Linked DNA regions of Homo sapiens: region 1 is linked to region 2. Evidence: read pairs that join two places in POLR2A ChIA-PET (ENCODE). Cell type or tissue: endothelial cell of umbilical vein. All regions are shown on one strand. Links, peaks and the distances in the headings refer to the core of each region. The heading gives the core; the rest is flanking DNA.

Evidence for each region. ChIA-PET counts read pairs that join two places held together with the same protein. Peaks named below come from ENCODE experiments on the same cell type or tissue, not always from the same donor. Only the 100,000 strongest peaks of a DNase experiment are listed, where the experiment ranks them.
Region 1: POLR2A ChIA-PET joins it to region 2 with 14 read pairs; 2 of 35 experiments call an interaction of 5 or more read pairs at or near these places.

Annotation. Positions count from the first base shown.
Region 1 is chr9:36,275,531-36,278,455 of GRCh38, forward strand. All of the region lies in intron 2 of LOC124902150 (a long non-coding RNA gene), which reads left to right. It also overlaps a transcript of GNE not described here. Among named protein-coding and RNA genes, the nearest start is that of GNE, 19 kb to the left of the region's middle. In endothelial cell of umbilical vein, for the core only: no CTCF peak of the experiment used is centred there; a DNase peak (open chromatin) is centred at 1,511; H3K4me3 peaks cover 483 bases.
Region 2 is chr9:35,967,289-35,970,213 of GRCh38, forward strand. No RefSeq gene overlaps it. Among named protein-coding and RNA genes, the nearest start is that of OR2S2, 11 kb to the left of the region's middle. In endothelial cell of umbilical vein, for the core only: no CTCF peak of the experiment used is centred there; no DNase peak of the experiment used is centred there; H3K27me3 peaks cover 140 bases.

The DNA.
Region 1 (2,925 bases), core at 234-2,733, 310 kb after region 2:
GAAACCACCAAACATTAGGCAAATGAATGAAATGATTATTTCAGGCCATATTTTTAAAGTCAGTTATACAAAAAAAATGGATGGAGAGATGAGTAGAACAACTATTACTTTCATAACTAGAAACAACCATTTCTAAGCAGATTTTATTGATGACACGAGGAAAAAAACTTACAAGTTCCAGCTAGAAGCTCAGAAAGTCTGACCTTGAATTTCAATTTAAGTGTGCTAATAAAAAATAAAAATAATAAATTCTCATTGAAGAAGGCAGATAGAAAGTATGCATTGGTGATACAGCTAGGAGTAAACTGTGTTGGCAATAATTGCAGGAATAATATCATCTGATTGAAAAGTTTTTATAAGGCCAGGTACAGGGGCTCAACGCCTGTAATCTCAGCACTTTGAAAGGCCAAGCCAGGAACATCACTTGAGCCCAGGAGTTCGAGATCAGCCTGGGCAGCGCAGCAAGACCTTGTCTCTACAAAAAATTTAAAAGTTTGCCGGGTATGGTAGTCTGTGTCTGTAGTCCTGACTACTTGGGAGGCTGAGGCAGGAGGATCCCTTGAGCCCAGGAGTTGAAAGCTGCAGTGAGCTATGATTATGCCACTACAATCCAGCCTGGGTGACAGAGCAAGATCCTGTCTTTAAACACACACACACACACACGTTTGTATAAGCCATTCCTTAACTATAGATGATCTTTAAATTGAATATATATTTTAATCACCTAATTGAACTGTGATGATGATTTCCTAAAACATTTGGATTTCCATATGCCTCAATGAAAAATTAGGTTTAATAAACTACACTATAGTATAGCACACTATATGTCGCATTTATATATTGATAAACATGATAATTTCCTTTTTATTTGACTTAGATACTAATTAACTTGGAGTAAATGCACCCACCCCAATCATGTGATCAGTCAATAGTTAAATAACTGAGGGAAAAGAAGTACAAATCAGGCAGCTCTACATGCCATGTTTCAAAAGGGAAGGAAACAAAATAGTTAAACTTTGCATGTTTTGGAAATAAACTGTATTTATGAAACAGAGATCTCAAAAAGTAAAAGGAACCCCACTTTATCTGATGAAAGTGCCAGGAATCTGGAGAAAAGAGTTCAATTTCAACTTTCAGTTTGGAGATGCAGAAAGACCCTGAATTTTGGCACAGTAACTGAGAAGCAAGTAGCAGCCACAGAATGACTAAACTGAGTTAGCAGTAAAAAAGTCTTTAAAAATGATGGATTTGATAGATTTAAAACCAAAGCTTTCCTCTTCCTCTTTGTAATTTTCCTTTTTCCCCCCTTTTTTTCTGATTGCAATTTCAATAATAAAGCTCTATTGAATTCCGAATTACTTACATGAGGTCCTTGAAAGCATGACTCCCTCTGCAGATAACCATAGGTTTCCATCCCGAAGCACGAGCTCTGTACCCTAGTGTGGTTTGAAATAATGAGCAGAGCAGCTGTTTTCTTGGTTTAGCTGCCACGGAGCAGTCACCAATAGGCATCTGAATTCCAGACTAAATCGTAAGCCCCACCTCTCTGAAAAGGAAGAAAAAAAATGTGGCTCTGAATTCTTCTCATATTCCTGGACAGTAGCTCGAAAGTAGGTGGTCAGTCAGCGTCTGAGTGTTACTTCCCTGTTTTGGATTTCCCATTCCATCCAATAATTTTACTTTCCACTAGAAAAAGTTTTCTTCTGAGTTTCTTAAAATCTACAAAAGTCTTTTTTGTAGTTCAAAAATCTACAAAAGTCTTTTTTCACATTGTTTTCACACATACGTAATTCTAATTCTAAACTTTTTTTTTCTATTCTTTTCTTTTTTTTTTTTTTTTTTTTTTTTTTTTTTTTGAGATGGAGTCTTGCTCGTGTCTTGCTTTTGGTGCTTAGGGACTCTCACAGCCAGATTGGTAGCAAGGGATACTGACCAATGATCTACTTATCAAACAACTCTCCATTTCACTGGTAAATGCTCATTTGACCACTGGAACAGCCTAGCCTTATCTACCACACAACTTCACATTCCACTCAAGAGAAACTATACTAAAAGGTATCCCCCACAGGCACAGAAATTCTTAGTTAACCATTGTATGTTTATAGATTTTGAAGTCAACCATGGTCTGAAGTCTATTTTATTTTATTTGAAAGAGACTGGGTCTCACTATGTTGCTCAGGCCCATCTCGAACTCCTGGGTTCAAGCAATCCTATCACCTCGGCCTCCCAAAGTGCTGGGAATACAGGTGTGAGCCACCATGCTAAAATAACTCATTTTTTTCTTATATTTTTCTTTATTTTTTTTTCTTCTTGAGACAGTGTCTTGCTCTTGTCGCCCAGGCTGGAGTGCAGTGGCACAATCTCAGCTCACTACAACCTTTGCCTCCAGGGTTCAAGCAATTCTCCAGCCTCAGCCTCCCGAGTAGCTGGGATTACAGGTGTGTGCCACCACGCCCAGCTAGTTTTTGTATTTTTTAGTAGAGACAGGGTTTTGCCATGTTGGCCAGGCTGGTCTTGAACTGTTGACCTCAGGTGATCCACCCGCCTTGGCCTCCCAGAGTGCTGGGATTACAGGCATGAGCCACCACTCCTGGCCCTTATATTTTTCAAATATGTTAAAGGTATACATAACCCTCAACAACATTTTTTGTTAAATCTCTGCTCTTTGCTCTTTCTTCCCATCTGTTTCCTCACATCCAGTCTGCTCTTTTTTCTCTCTTAACTAAAAACTCTGTTAAAAAAAAAAAAAAAAGTTGTCTTCTCCGCTTCCTCCGTCTTTATAGAGAGGCAGGAGAGAACACTTCTAAGTGTGCCAGGGCAGGACCTTCTTTTTTCAGGCAGATAAAGGAGTGGATCCATGGATAGTATTTTTTAGAGGTGGGGTCTTGCTGTATTGTCCAGGCTAGACCTGGACTCAAGTGATCC
Region 2 (2,925 bases), core at 267-2,766:
CAACTTCAGTGCTGTGAACATGTTTTATTCTACCTGTTTCAATAGGTGTGAAGTGATACCTTATGGTCTTAATTTGCGTTTGCATAAAAGTTAGTGATGTTGAACATCTTTTCATTGCTATTTGCCACTGTATATCCTGTTTGGACAAGATGTCTCTTCATGTATTTTGCCCATTTTCTAATTGAATTATTGTTATTGTTGTTTTATACTGTCAGATTTTGAAAGTTGTTTTGGTGACATCCAAATTTATCTTTTTTTCATGAATTTTGCTTTTTGTTGTTATGCCTAAGAACTCTCCACTATGCTGTATGTTTCAAGGTTTCTCTCCTATATTTTTTGCTAGAAGAGTTATAGTTTTACCCTTTAAATTTAAATCTGCGATCCATTGTGAGTTAATTTTTATTTGTTACCTGGGGTACAAGGTGACATTTCAATATCTGTATACAATGTACAATGATAAAACCAAGGTTTTTTTTTTTTTAGCATATCCATCACCTTGAACATTTAGCATTTCTTTGTGTTGGAAACATTCAAAATACCCTCTTTTGGTTATTTGAAAATATAGCATAAATTATTATTAACTACAGTTACCTTACAGGGCTAAAGAACACTAGAACTTATTCCTTCTCTCTAGCTATAATTTTGCATGCATTAGTCAAATTCTCCCTCCTCCACCACCCCCACTTCCCAGCCTCTAGTTATCACCACTCTATTTTCTACTTCTATGAGATCAACTTACTTCACTTCCACATATTAGTGAAAACATGTGGTATCCATCTTTCTGTGCCTGGCTTATTTCACTTAACATGTCCTCCAGGCTCATCCACGTTGCTGCAAATAACAGGTTTTATTCTTTTTTATGGCCAAATAGTATTCTATTTTGTATAAAAACCACATTTTTTTCGTTCATTCATCTCTTGATGGACACTTAGGTTGACTCCATATCTTTGCTATTGTCAATAGTGCTGCAATAAACACGGGCGTGCAGATAGCTCCTCAACATGCTGATTTCCTTTCCTTTGGATATATACCCAGTAGTGGGATTGCTGAATCACGTGGTAAGACTTTTTAGTTTTTTCAGGAACCTTCATACTCTTTTCCATAATAGCTATAGTAATTTATATTCTCAACAACAATGTGTGCATTCTCTTTTTTTCTGCATCCTTGCTAACATTTGTTATTTTTCTCTTTTGATAATAGTCATTTTAACTGGGGTGAGATGATGTCTCACTGCAATTTTGATTTGCATTTCCCTGATGATTACTGATATTGAGCATTTTTCATATACCCATTGGTCATTTGCATGTCTTCTTTTGAGAAATGTCTATTCAGAACATTTGCCAATTTTTAAATCATATTATAGTTGACCTTTGAACAGTGTGAGGGTTAGTGACTTCAACCCCCAGCACAATTGAAAATCCATATACAACTTTTGACTCCTCAAAAACTTAATCGCCTACTCTTGACTGGAAGCTTTACCAATGTCATAAGCATTCAGTTAACACTTATTTTGTATGTTATATGTATTATATACTTTATTCTTACAATAAATTAAGTTAGAAAAAGAAAATGCTATTAAGAGAATCATAAGGAAGAGAAAATATATTTGTTATTCATTAAGTAGAAGTGGATCATCATAAAGGTTTTCATCCTTATTGTCTTCATGTTGAGTAGGCGGAGGGGGAAGTAGAGAAGGGAGGGTTGGTCTTGCTGTCTCAGAGGTGGCAGAGGTAGAAGAAAGATTATGTATAGGTGAACCTGTACAGTTCAAACCGCTGTTCAAGGGCCAACTGTATTTTTGTTGTTGTTGGTTTTGGCCACTGAGTTATTTGTATATTCTGGATATTAATCCCTTCTCAGATAAATATTTTCTCCCATTCTGCAGATTGTCTCTTCACTGTGTTGATCAGTTCCTTTGCTGTGCAGAAGATTTTTAGTTTGATATAATCCTCTTTGTTTATTTTTGGTTTTGTTGCCTGTGCATTTGGTTTTGTTGCCTCTGCATTCTTCATAAAAATCTTTGCCCAGACCAGTGTCCAAAAGTGTTTTTCCTATGTTTTTTTCTAGTAGTTTTATAGCTTTGGGTCTTTAATTCATCTTTAGTTTATTTTTGTATACGGTAAGAGATGGGTATCTTAGTTTCATTATTCTGCATATAGGTATCCAGTTTTACCAACATCATTTTTTGAAGAGACCGTCCTTTCCCCAATGAATGTTTCTGGCACCTCTGTCAAAAATCAGTTGGCTGTAAATATGTGAATTTATTTCTGAGTTCTGTATTCTGTTTCATTGTGTTTTTTTTTGTTTGTTTTTTTTTTTAGACAGAATCTTGCTCTGTCACCAGGCTGGAGTGCAGTGGTGCAATCTCGACTCACTGCAACCTGCGCCTCCCAGATTCAAGCAATTCTCCTGCCTTAGCCTCCCAAGTAGCTGTGACTACAGGCATGTACCACCACGCTCAGCTAATTTTTGTATTTTTAGTAGAGATGGGGTTTCACCATGTTGGCCAGGATGGTCTCCATCTCTTGACCTTGTGATCCACCCACCTTGGCCTCCCAAGGTGCTGGGATTACAGGCGTGAGCCACCGCACCTGGCCCCCCCCCCTTTTTTTTTTAATGAGATGGAGTCTCACTGTGTCACCCAGCCGGGAGTGCAATGGAGCGATCTCGGCTCACTGCAACCTCCGCCTCCTGGATTGAAGCGATTCTCCTACCTTAGCCTCCTGAGAAGCTGGGATTACAGGCACCCACCACCATACCTGGCTAATTATTGTATTTTTAGTAGAGACAGGTTTTTATCATATTGGCCAGTCCGGTCTCAAACTCCTGACCTCAGGTGATCCTCCCACCTCGGCCTCCCAAAGTGCTGGGATTATAGGCGTGAGCCACCCCACCCAGCCAGTTTCATTGTTCTATATATTTCTT